3 separate regions of the Homo sapiens genome follow, and all the other regions are linked to region 1. A link is a contact called in ENCODE Hi-C or POLR2A ChIA-PET data. All regions are on one chromosome and are shown on one strand. The core of a region is the stretch at or near the end of the contact, and the rest is flanking DNA. Distances in the headings are between cores, read along the strand shown.

Evidence for each region. A loop is a pair of places that touch in the nucleus more often than their neighbours do. ChIA-PET counts read pairs that join two places held with the same protein, here RNA polymerase II (POLR2A). Pooled maps may share reads with other maps.
Region 2: a pooled map shows a loop between it and region 1 (12-fold over the local background). The contact joins the promoter of TMED10 here to the promoter of IFT43 in region 1. A Hi-C loop is called at or near these places in 1 of 168 maps with a recorded cell type or tissue (GM12878), 1 of 37 single-sample maps with no recorded cell type and 6 of 50 pooled maps. POLR2A ChIA-PET finds 5 or more read pairs at or near these places in 1 of 52 experiments (PC-9).
Region 3: a pooled map shows a loop between it and region 1 (3-fold over the local background). The contact joins the promoter of JDP2-AS1 here to the promoter of IFT43 in region 1. A Hi-C loop is called at or near these places in 7 of 50 pooled maps. POLR2A ChIA-PET finds 5 or more read pairs at or near these places in 2 of 52 experiments (BJ and naive thymus-derived CD4-positive, alpha-beta T cell).

What each region holds. Positions count from the first base shown.
Region 1 is chr14:75,983,841-75,988,006 of GRCh38, forward strand. It overlaps IFT43 (intraflagellar transport 43), which reads left to right and starts at 1,923. Exons shown (of 9, transcript NM_001102564.3): 1 at 1,923-2,000. The coding sequence starts at 1,947. RefSeq lists an enhancer at 1,576-2,077 and a silencer at 1,904-2,213.
Region 2 is chr14:75,174,641-75,178,806 of GRCh38, forward strand. It overlaps TMED10 (transmembrane p24 trafficking protein 10), which reads right to left and starts at 1,972. Exons shown (of 5, transcript NM_006827.6): 1 at 1,715-1,972. The coding sequence starts at 1,939. RefSeq lists enhancers at 1,796-2,368, 1,883-2,122.
Region 3 is chr14:75,425,671-75,429,836 of GRCh38, forward strand. JDP2-AS1 (JDP2 antisense RNA 1) reads right to left here and starts at 1,985. Exons shown (of 2, transcript NR_184172.1): 1 at 1,800-1,985; 2 at 1-1,041. It overlaps JDP2 (Jun dimerization protein 2), which reads left to right and starts at 2,352. Exons shown (of 4, transcript NM_001135048.2): 1 at 2,352-2,582. RefSeq lists enhancers at 1,121-1,220, 1,471-1,800, 1,821-1,880, 1,848-2,405 and silencers at 2,071-2,340, 2,591-2,770, 2,831-3,000.

The DNA of each region.
Region 1 (4,166 bases), core at 673-3,172:
AATCACTTGAGCCAGGGAGGCAGAGTTTACAGGGGGCCAAGATTGCACCACTGCACTCCAGCCTGGACGACAGAGCAAGACCGTGTCTCAAACAGACAAGCAAACAAACAAATGTGGTGTGGCAGAAAATCAAGCAGGGAAGGAGGATGGGGTGTGCCTAGGTTGGGGGATGTTGCAGTTTCAAATAGGGTGATAAGGGAAGGCCTTTGAGCAGACAGTTGCAAGATAGGAAGGAAAATTATTAAAGTTATACTTTTTTGGACTCCACCTCTACCAAATCAGTCTCCAGAGCTGAGGCCCTGGCATCTCTGTTTCTTTACAAACCTCACACGTGATTCAGGTGCTAAGCAAGTTCTGGAAGCTACTACTGCAGGGTACCTCTCTGCCCAGAGTGAGGACCATTTGCCTTCTGTTTTCAGCAAGTTGGGGAAGAAGTGGGGGTGAAGGTCTGGAAACTGACTATAAGGTGATGGTCGTATGCTGTGAGCTTACAAGAAATGGAAAAATCCAAAGATTAATCCCTTCTTCCTCATCTGGTGCCGAAGAAGAAGGGAACAAGGGATTCATTGGAGCCTATATTTCATCTGTCTTGGATTTTTGGCAATGAGTGTTTCTTCAGATTAAAATCTAACAAAGTATTCTCACTGAGAAGCAAGTTAACAAAGGATCTTAGAGATAATCTCTAAAGTAATTACAAGGGAGGAAACTGATAGCGGAAAGGGCTCTGCTCTGACTACACAGGTAGTTTTCAGGAGAGCTAAGATGAGAACACAGCTCTTCTGATATCCAGGCCAGTGCTCTTGCTGTCACAGGCATGCTAACACACAGTCCTATCCAGTAACATGTGTGACTGAACTGAGTGATTTACTGGATATTTAAGAAATGCTTGCAATGAGGTTTCAGGGGTGCTACTCCCACTTCCGAATCCTTGCTTTTAACCTGTGTCCATCCAGGCCTTCCCCTCAACATAATACTGGAATGTTGTTTGCTTTCAGGGCTATCAGCCCATCTCCTATGGATCTCAGCCAACCAGTGTCAGGGACCTGGCCAGTGATATTGACTTGGAGATCTCATATGAAGAGTCAACAAAGACGCAACTTAAATGCCCCATTAGGCTGGGAATTTGTGGTACATCTCCCTCTGCCAGCCTAGGAGAATGGCTGGCACCCAGTAGTATGTGCTGGAGATAAATACTCCAGTAATGTCTGGTGTCAGAAGGGCATTTGGCTCTGCTGCTTGGCACTTAGGTGATTTTCCTCAAGCCCCTTCTTTGTACCTCAGTGTGCTTTATTGTTGTGTTAGAGATACTACTGCTACTCACTTTGCGGGATTATTGGGATTTAATGAGATATTGAATATTTGTACTTTTGAAAGTTATTACTACTCAGCTATTTGATGTGTTGATTCAGCCTCTCTGTAAACTTCTTGAAGGCAGAGATTATGTATATTGCAGTTTCCATAATTCATGGTAAACCATTTATTACACCTGATTCCCTGTTTTCTCATCTGTCAAATGGAAACAATACCACTTATCTTGCTTCCCACACAAGGTTGTTAATGCCCCTCACGTTAAGCCAATAACTGTGACGGCCTTCTGTACCTTGCAAAGAGCTGTACAAGTGGGAGGCATCAGTATAGCAGTAGTAGTGCTTTGCACTTAATATATTGATATATTTAAACAGAGCTACAAATACAGACAGTTCCTAACGACCAAATTATTTTACCGTCTCGCAGGAGCAGCGTTGGCGAGTTTTAATAACCGGAGGTTGCTTCCAGATGTCAAGCAAGGCAGATTTAAGAAAGATTCGGTAGTTTGGAGGATGGCACACAGAATCCAGGAACCATGCTGCGTACCCTTTAAAAATTGGGGTGGAGGGGCGGGGCTGTTAGCAGGGACGCGTCTGGGCCAGTCGGTTTCCAGGAAGTGACGTCAGGCGGCCGCGGAGATGGAGGATTTGCTCGACTTGGACGAGGAGCTTCGCTACAGCTTGGCTACCTCCGTGAGGACCAATTCGGGGGCCTTGGGGGCCAGGATTTGGCGGGTGGGGAGGAGCGACCCCGCCGGCCCCGACTTCTCTGAGGCGACTCAGGGCGGCAGGCCTCGCGCCGCGCCGGGTGAGGCCCAGAAGGAGGCAGCCTCACCGCCCCGCCCCCAGGCCACTGTGGGCTCCGCCGCTGCTGGCCTGGGGTTTGCTTTCTTTAAAATCCTCAGAAAGTAGAAAACACCCTGTCCCCGCCGGCGTCTAGGACCGTGGGAAATTTCCGAGCCTTTCTCCGTTTTCTAGAGCCCCGAGTGCGAACTTCCCCAGAACAGATCGATCACAGGGTGATAGGGGAGCCCCGGCCGGGGTCGCACTCGCTCCCATCCTAGAGTTTTTCCTTTGGGACACCTCGTCGCAGAAGTTCCTGCAAAAGCCGCACTGTTTTATGCATGGAAGGGAGGCAGGCAGGGACGGCCTTTCTTCCCGGTAATCCCCGTGGGGAGGTGGGAGTTAACCTCAGTTACCTCAGTAGTTAAGGAAACCAAGACCGATTTGTAACGTGAGGGAGTGATTAGGTGCTCAGGCACTGAGGCCAGATGGAGCATAGAGCTGTTGCCTGGGTTCAAAAAAAAAAAAAAAACCTAAAAAACGATTTAACCTTTCCGAGCCTTGGTTTCCTTATGCCTAGAATGGAGGTGTTACAGTGAAAAGGAAATGCAACAATACATGGGAAGCGTGTAACTCAGTGCTTGGCATATGTTATCACGGAAGAGGTCAGAAGAGGTTAGCTACTGCTGCCTATGAGGCTGTGGTTTACCCAGCGTTATAGTTAGTAAATAATGGAGCTAGATTCAAGACCCAAGTTCAGTGTCTACCTTCCTCCTTTGTAACCCCCATCAGGCCTTTTTATCTTTAAAACTGGTTAGGATCGCACTTACTAAAAGATTGGGCCCCAGAGCAAGTCTTTAGTGTCTGCTGTGAAATCTCTAAGTGTTTTGAAGGTCACCAGGCCTGCTGATACGTGAATGTTTTTTAGTACCTGGGGATGTGAATGTAGTTATTCATTCATTCAACAAATATTTATTGAGCCCCTACTGTGTATCAGGCAGTGTCCTAGGTGCTGGAGATACAGCAATGAATAAAGCAAAGTTCCTGCCCTCATGTGATTATGTTGTAGTGGGAGAAGATGGGCAATAAATAGACTACATTTAACATACACAAAAATCAGGCAGTAAAGAAGTTTTTCTACCCTATGGATCTATACAGGGTCTTCAAAAAGTTTAAAACCTTGAAATACTTAAAAATTATTAGAGAAAACACCTGTGAACAGCATTTAGCGACAAGATCATTGAATTTTTGTTTTAGCACAACCGCCATATGTAGGATGCTGTATTCAGATACTCAGTGCTGTGACAAATGGAAAAGGGCAACCATGGTGAAGGGATGGAATTGTCTGACTTGAGAAGAAAATAAGCTGCTTATTATCAGAAAGATTGTTTCCACCATCCCTGAAACCTAAATGACACTACAATTTGAAGTGTCGACATTGCATAAGAGTTTTTACGAGCTCTTCTGTAACCCCTCTCAGTTTAGTGGGGCAGTCAGTCCTTAGAACATCTTAAAACAAGTTTCAGCAGGGTAGAGTGGAAAGCACCCAGGAAACCCAGGATCTGAAATCAGAAGGCTTTGCTCCTAGGTTTATGTCAGCCACTTCATCACCTTCCTAGGCCTCAGTTTCCTCCTTTGTAAAATGACAGCAGTCTCAGTTTCTGTCCATTATTGTGAGAATCAAAGGAAGCCACATTAAATGAGATCTAAAAGTGCTTATATTAATGCTGTTTTTTTTAAACAAAGTAAGCAAAAGTATAAATATTTCAGCACCCAAGAGTCTGACTAAATAAAGTTTTGTTTATGTGCTGGGAAGCCTTAGAGGCAGAGTCTCCACCGGAGGGCCTTGGGAAACACCTGCAAATGATTCATTTGATGGCCAAGAATTTTGAAGTGCTCTGATTTCCAAAGATAATGTCTCAAAATTCTTGTACTAGATTTCCCTTAATGTCTGTAAAGGCAAACCCAGTTACTGTACATATCAGAGCAAATGCTGTTTTCCATTTACCATGGAATTTAGGAATTCTTTCCAAAAGCCTGTTTGATAATGATTTTCATGCCAAGCTGCAGATTTGA
Region 2 (4,166 bases), core at 722-3,221, 810 kb before region 1:
TTTGTCTCTCCCAAATAAAGTAGAAATAAATTACATGTATTACCACACTACTGGGTTCCACTACTTTAACATAAGTTATGGTCTTATTATATCTGAAACCCTTTTAAAAAGTAAAAACGAGGCCAGGCGCGGTGGCTTACGGCTGTAATCCCAGCACTTTGGGAGGCCGAGGCGGGCAGATCACGAGGTCAAGAGATCAAGACCATCCTGGCCAACATGGTGAACCGTCATCTCTACTAAAATACAAAAATTAGCTGGGTGTGGTGGCTGGCGCCTGTAGTCCTAGCTACTCGGAAGGCTGAGGCAGGAGAATTGCTTGAAACCGGGAGGCAGAGGCTGCAGTGAGCCGAGATCGCGCCACAGCACTCCAGCCTGGACGACAGAGCAAGACTCCGTCTCAAAAAAAAAAAAAAAAAAAAAAAAAGTAAAAATGTTTCTATTTAGTATAACAAAAGCCCCATTGTGTTACAAAGAAAAAAAAAGACACTTTGCTTATTGTGAATGAATAAAATTACCTAAAATGCAACCAAATACTGACAGATATCAAATTATATTAATGTCTCAAAGACCAGGCCAGGCTACTCTTAGCTACAAAACAGAATCAAACTGGTATTATGGCAGTAGTTGTCACCATCCAAGAGCATAGTTGGTATTTACATAAAAGAGCCAAGTCCAGATTCTGGCATACCAAAGAAAAAGGACTAGAGACTGAGACCATTTTGTAACCAATAATCGACTTTAATCAACTACAGAAATTACAAATTTAAAACAAGGAAGGAATAAGGTTGCAGCGCTTTTCCCTCAACATACTTAACTACCAAACTAAGTAAGAATCTATTCCATCGCAAGGACAGAAAACCAAACACCGCATGTTCTCACTCATAGGTGGGAATTGAACAATGAGAACACTTGGACACAGGGTGGGGAACATCACACACCGGGGCCTGTCGTGGGGTGGGGGGAGGTGGGAGGGATAGCATTAGGAGACATACCTAATGTAAATGACGAGTTAATGGGTGCAGCACACCAACACGGCACATGTATACATATGTAACAAACCTGAAAGTTGTGCGCATGTACCCTAGAACTTAAAGTATAATAATAATTTTGAAAAAAAAAAAAGAATCTATTCCATCTGTGACACTTACTAGTTTATCCTACCTCTGAGTCTCAGTTTCCTCATTTGTAAAATGGGGCTAACAGTACCTACCTACTTCATAGGGTAGTGCATGAACCAAATGGTAATATATGCAAAGTAGCACAGTAACTGACACAGCAGATGCTCAATAAATAACATTTTATTAATCACGGTTAGCTCTGTCTCCTTTACTTTCCTGCAGGTATCGCGGTATCTTATGATGCCAATCCGTATAAATATTCAACACCCCAACATTTATTTGGAGAACCAAATTACGGTTCAATGTATCTGAGACCAAAACTGGTATAGGACGTTGACAACCGCCCCAGCTCAGGTGTCACCACATCCGCCAAAGCCTCGCAGCCCTTCTTGGGGTTCCCAGGCGTTGGTGACCCGCCCCGCCCCGCGACAGGCAACCAGCGGGGTGAGGGGGCGGGCTCCACCGCACGTCCTTTGCGCTCCCGGGAGGCCAGAACAACTCCCAGGCCTCCGCCGGCCCGACTCCCCCGAACCCGAGCCTCCCCTCGCCTAAGCCTGCCGTCTTCCCTCCCGGCCCCACGTCGCCCAATGCCGCACCTTGAGGTGGCTGCGCAGGCCGCCAGCGCCCCCAGACTGGTCGGAGATCTCGTACGCGCCAGTCACTAGCAGGTCCTTGTGAATCTCCTCACGGAGGCACTTGCGAGAGTTAATGGGCAGATGGAAGGAGATGGCAAGGACCAATCTGGGGCCGAGCAGGAACAAAAGCAGCAACGCTAACGGAAAAGGGCCGCGCCGGGCTGGTGGGCCAGACAAACCAGACATGGTGCTGGAGACTCGTTCACCACCGAAGGCCTCAACCGCGCCGGAACCGGGGGGACCCACGTGACTCACCTCTGACCTTCTGATGCCGTCCGCGCCATTTTGGAGACTGGCATGTAGAGAAAGACTCTATAGCGAATCTTTTGAAAAGGGAAGAAAGGATAGGTACCATGTCAAAACCGCAAGTTTAAGCAGTTAAAGAAGCTTTAATAGAATACTATTGCAACAGTTTTATTTTTGTTGAAGTTAGTGACTACTGAGTCGGCCATGGCAAGTATGGGCAGCCCTGGAAGTAATTCTCCTTTAATTTCCGAAAGATGTACCCACGAGTTTAAAGGCGAGTGACACCATAGCAACCAAGCCCCAATAGGAAACAGCCACAAGGCCCTTCGCTGGGCCCGCCCACCGGCCGCCTAGGCGCGAGGGCGGGGAATGAGGCTGTGTCTCCGGGGATGGGGCGGTTTGCAGGCACTCCCAAGCGCCTTTGACACCTTGATGACACCTGGGGCACTGAGACACTAGAGAGGAAAATTTCGAGGAAAGATTTCAACTTGGCTATTAGACAGTGTGGACCTTAGAGAAGAAGTTTTAGGGGTCACCTGATGAATGTGTGCCGGGCAGACATCCGGTTCATGTCCCATAGCAGGGTATTTGGGCTGGAGTAATTGTCTGGCTAACTGAATGTACATGGTATTATTATTATTATTATTATTATTATTATTATTATTATTTTAGCAAACATTGAATGTGTTCTAAGCTATATTCAAAATAAATTTGAATTTGGTATTTAAATTGAATAAAACAACATGTTTTGGTCCAGTCTCAGATGAACATAATTAAGGGGTTAGCAGATAAGCGTTGTCAGGGAAAGTGCGTATGTGTGTGTTTTAAGTTCACAAACACTTTAGGGATCAAATTAACTATTAACATTTGCAAATAGACAAGCAAATTGACACGGTAATAATTCATGCATTCATTCAATGGAGTACCTACTGTGTGCCAGACATTATGCTATGCATGTATGTCAACACGTTTATTGATTTAACAAACTATTACTGGGATACTAGCAAATATTCAGAGCTGAAGAATATATTAAAATAAACGGCCAGGCGCGGTGGCTCACACCTGTAATCCCAGCACTTTGGGAGGCTGAGGCGGGTGGATCACGAGGTCAGGAGTTCAAGACCAGCCTGGCCAAGATGGTGAAACCCCGTCTCTACTAAAAATACAAAAAAATTAGCTGGGCTTGGTGGCGGGCGCCTGTAATCCCAGCCACTCAGGAGGCTGAGGCAGAGAATTGCTTGAACCCGGGAGATGGAGGTTGCAGTGAGCTGAGATGGCGCCACTGCACTCCAGCCTGGGCGACGGAGTGAGACTTGTCTCAGAAAAGAAAGAAGGAAAGAAAGAAAATGGAATTGCTCCTTGGCCTTTTGGCTAACATCAAGTGTAGAAAATAAACGTGGAAGACACAATAGCCCATGTTGGGAATCATTACCTACTTTGATTAACGTTTATTGAGCATCTTCAGAAATATCCAGAAGATGGACTGTCTGCCCTTAGTAATGTACATGATTGGTGTTTTTTTTTTTTAAACTTAGTCCATTTAGTTATTTTCCTAGAAATGAAATCCCACAGACAAAACAAGAACAAACAAAGGAGCTGTAAAGCATTTAAAATTTTGACAAATGCCATACAATAATTATTTTATGAGGTGTCCACTTAGGAGCATTTAGTTGGATTGTTGTATCACTGATCTAAGATAAGATTGGTAGTCCACACAGTACATCCTGATAATTTGCATTGGCCTTTTCCCTGCCAATGCAGGGAATCAGTATAAGCAGTTATCTAATTCATTGTCTACTTGCATTCCTGAGGCTCTGCTGACCAATAGCAAGAGATCTCAACCCATGAAAAAACTGTGTATGTGTTTCCTTTAAATTTCCATCTTACATTTACATAATAGATAATGCAATTTAAAATATTTTCACATATCATAATGATCTCCTCTGACATTTTCAAAAACCCTGTGAAATAGTCTGGACAATCTGTTCATTTTACAGATGAGGAAACCGAGGTTCTGAGAGGCCAAATAATTATACTGTTAAAGAAAAAATACTTCATGACATTTGTTAAAGAACTGTAAAGCAGGCCAGAGGCGGTGGCTCACACCTGTACTCCTAGCACTTTGGGAGGCCAAGGCGGGCGGATAACTTGAGGTCAGGGGTTCGAA
Region 3 (4,166 bases), core at 735-3,234, 560 kb before region 1:
TGGCTCTACTTTTCCTCCCATTAGCTTCACTCTCAGTAGTTCCCTTTCACGTGGGGCTTCTGGCAGCTTCTCTTTCCAGCAGATCCACAAAATTCCCAGTCTTGTGAGATTTTCTTGGGATATGTGACGATCTCTCAATCAGCCCATTGACTAGGGCTGGGCGTGTTAATCAGGACTTTTCTAGTTGTGATAGGAAACTTAAATTCAAACTGCCTTAGGCTGAGTCACTTGTCTGTCCCTAAGAGCCAGTGGTAAATCAGCTCCATCCAGCATCCAATGTCTGCATAAAGGACCCAGTTTATGGCTTCTCCCTCTAGCCACTCCCAGAGGCAGTGACTACGTAGAGGGGCCTAGTAGGGAGTATGTGGCGGAAGGGAGGCCTTGAAGCTGTGTTCTTATAGCGTCCTATATGAAACTGAAAAGCATCAATAGCAAATAACAGAGAAGATCTAATGGAGATTATAGAGAGGTAGAGGGGACTAAAGGCCTCCCAAGTCACCCCTTGGTGCCACCCCTGTAACATATTTAATTTGTGGGGGAAGCAAAGGCCCAGTAGGACTGCTGGTGGCCCAGCCACAGTCCAAAACAGGCCCTAGAGAGGACGCGCTCTAACCACACACCCTAATTATTAGTCCCTGAATATAGATCAGTTTAGTTTATCCAAAGCCCCAGCTGAAGACACATCAAGTACTATTGCCTCTGTTCCATGTTTTGTTCCATATAAACATCCAGACACAGGTCTCATGGGAGAAACATCATGAGGCAGTTTCACAGTCCCTGGCTTTGATCTTTACGCTGTAGTAAAGGTGTCATTGGCCTTTCTGGGGCGAAGAGTCATGCTCTTCCACAAGAGTATCAAATTACTGCTCATTTTCCAATGTATATTCTTTCAGGGCCTTGCTTTCTTCTTACCTGCCCACACCAATGCTGTGAGGGAGACTGCTGATGGCGAAGGTGAAAATGGTCAGGCAATGTCATTGGGACTTGGTCTGTCTCTCCTTCCATTAGCCCACTTCTTTTATCCAGAAAGATTTCACTGCACTGGGGAAATAAGGAGAATAAAGTCTCATGCACTCACTCACATGAGAGAGACATGCATGTTCGGGTTTGCTCAATGGCACCCATCTGTCTCAAGTCTTGTTGTTTCTTTCACTCTGAGCATCTGCACTCCAAGAAGGCATGAACTTTTTCTTTCACTTCCTTTCTTCTATGGGTGATGACCTGACATCACTCTCAGAAGGAGGCCGAAAGTCGCTGAGTATAAAAATCGTCACTCCTATCTGGCTTAGGCAGAAGGTAGGGGGCTCGATGGGTACCCAGGAGCTCTGGAGGTAGGAGATGCCATCTAGGGAACCCCGTTCTACCTGAGGGCTCTGTGTCTCTGCCTTTGTATACTGGAGGGCACCATGGATGTCGCCTTCCCTCTGGAGTCCCCTTCACCATTTCCTCTCTAGAAGGATGGAAGGTGGGAGTGGGGTTGGCTATTGAAGCTGGAACGGGGAAGAAGGCCACTTGGGGTCTGCTGAGGGCTGGGTCTGCTCACTGCTGTGTCCGGAGTGGAAAGGAGAAGCCCGCTGGAGCAGGGTACAAGCCCAAGGGTCAAACTGCGCCAGCAGTAGAGCAAGCCGCGGTCTCAGGCTGCAGCCCTAGCAGAGGTCAGGCTGGTGCAGCCAGCCGTCTCGGGGCCTAAGGGCGCTGGCGGGGGCCGGTGGGTAGGGGTAGGAGTCCCCAAATGCCTTCATCTCAGCCCATCCTTCTCCACCGAAAAATAAAGCAGGCTGGCGAGATCGCCTCCTCACCCGCTCAGTCCTGAAGTGTCCAAGGATGAAACTGTGCGGAAATTCTCCCTGTCGCTCTCAGTTTGTGGGGGAAGCGCCGGGACTGAGGTACATGGTTAACACAGGCTGTGCGTGAAGGGGCTTTTGACTTTTCCCCCGGCTCCGGCCTCTCGCGTCTCTCTCCTAGGGCTGCGGCTGCTGCTGCCTGGCGGGCACAAGCCGGGCGGCGGTGCGCGGGGGGTGCGCTTACATAACCGCTCGCCGCGTCCTGCTTTCTCGAGCGCTCCTGCACCGTGGGGTGGCGGAGCCGGGGGACTGCATGGAACCCGGGACGCCCCCGCGGGGAGAGGAGCGCGAGCGGCCGCGGGAGGAGGGCGCCCAAGGCGGCGGGGGAGGTTAAGGTCAGTGGGTGTGAAGCGCCGGCTCCACACCCCCTCCTCCCCGGTCCCCTCCTTCCCTTCCTCTCCGTCCCCCTCTGACGTCTGGAGCTGGCAGCTCGGCCGGTTCCGCATTCCCGACCCCTCCCCGCCGCCCAGGGGCCGCTATATAGCCGGGGCTGATGCAACCCGTCCCGCCGCCCGCCACAGCCTGCGGGAGGGACGCTCGGCGGCCGCGACGGGGGGCGCTGGCGGCGGCGGACGCTGCAGCGGCGGCGGGGCTGGCGCCGCGGCGGCTCCCGGGCCGGGACAGGCCTGGGCACCGGGCGGAGCTCCGCGGCCGGGCGGCAGCGGCGCGGAGCGGGCACGGCGCCTGCAGCCGGGCCCCGGCCCCGGGGGCGCCGCCTCCCCCCGCACCTTCTGCACGGTGGGTGCGAGGGCGCGCGCTGGGGGCGCCGGGACGGGCGGGGCGGGGCAGGGCGCGGCGCGGGCACCTGGGACGGCCGCCCCCGCACGGGCGGAGCGCGAGGAGCCCCAGCCCAGCCCCGCGGGGAGGCTCCCGCAGCCCAGGGACCTCGAGCTTTCCCCGCGCCGGGCGCTGCAGCCGGGCCCCTCCCGCGAGGCGCCCGGCAGCCTGAGGCTTCCTTTTGGTTCCCGCCCCGGGACGGGAGGCTCCGTCCGCTCCCTGGACAGCCGGGGTGCTCCCTCCTTCTCCCTCCCGCGCTCTCCTCCCCCGTCCGTTTGCAGGGAGGTGCTCTCCTCGGGCGGCGGGGAAGGCGGGGTGAGTGGGGAGAAAAGTGCCCGCGGAGATGGGCTGTGCGGGTGGAGGTGGAGGGTGAAGGGCCAGGGAGGTGCGGGGTTGGGGTCGGGGTTAGATTGTGGAGGGATGACAAGGACCTCCTGGCAGTGAGGAAGCGCGACTCCCGGAGGACCCGGACCCGGAGGAGAGTATTGAGAAGGGCTCGGGATTTCCATCCAATGAAGGCAGCTTCTCTCATGGCCATTGCTTCGGAGCTCTGGGCTGGGAGGGGATCTAGGGGTGGCCGGGGTCCCCTTTGGGCTCTCCTGTCTCCCACGCCAGGTTATATAAGGAGGCAAGCAGGCTCCTGTAGGTAACCAGCCTCTCCCTTGCCCAGCCCAGCTTAGAAGGCTCTCCTCTGCTCCTCCCTTCAAAGGAGGTTGTCGAGGGGTAGGGGTGCAGTGGGGGGTGGGAGAGTGTAGGGGTGGATTGGGCCTTCCACCTGGATCCCTGGACCCTGGGATGGCAGAGCCAGGCTTTGCCTGGGTCAGTAGGAGGAGCAGGGAAGATGAGGAGGCTGGGGAAGATGGGGAGGTCCTGGCTCTTTTGCAGGGATGGAGAGGCTGGTGGAAGGAGAAATCAGCCGACCCCCTTGGGTCATCTCCAGTTGCAAGATGGCGTGGCCCTTGCCCAGGGTGCTGCCCTCCCTGTTGGAATCCAGGGCATGGGGCTATGGCCCGACCACGTGTGCTCAGGGCAAATGTGCTCAGGTCTATATCTCAGAAAGGGCTTGCAGCCTGCTTAGGCGTGTGTACCCAGGCTTAAATCTTGGTGGTCTCTCCCTAGGGTCTTAATTGGAGGAGCATCAGGAATTGGGAAGCTTTGAACCATGTTTGGGTACATTTGTACCCAAACGTCCTTTAAGCCCTTGGTAGAAACTGCATTCGCGTATCATCTCCCTTCCCCCCAACCTTCCTTCCCTGAGGGTTTTAAAAAACACTTCCCATTGCTTTTACCTTTCCAGCAAATCTGGCTGCAGCTTGGATGGATAGCTTATCTTCCTTTGCAGGTTTCTAGGGGAGAGTTTAACCAGGTATCAGGTGTGAGCATGGCTCTGATTTTGTATAAACCTGAGGATCGAGGAAGAGAAGCAAAATCTATTCTCACACCTCTGGGTGGTTAAGGTTTTGCCTTGTTTAGAGCAGGGAGGATGGATTTCTCAAAGACTCTTCTGTTCCCTTCTACTTTGGCTTTGGTTCAGAGCTGCAGGCA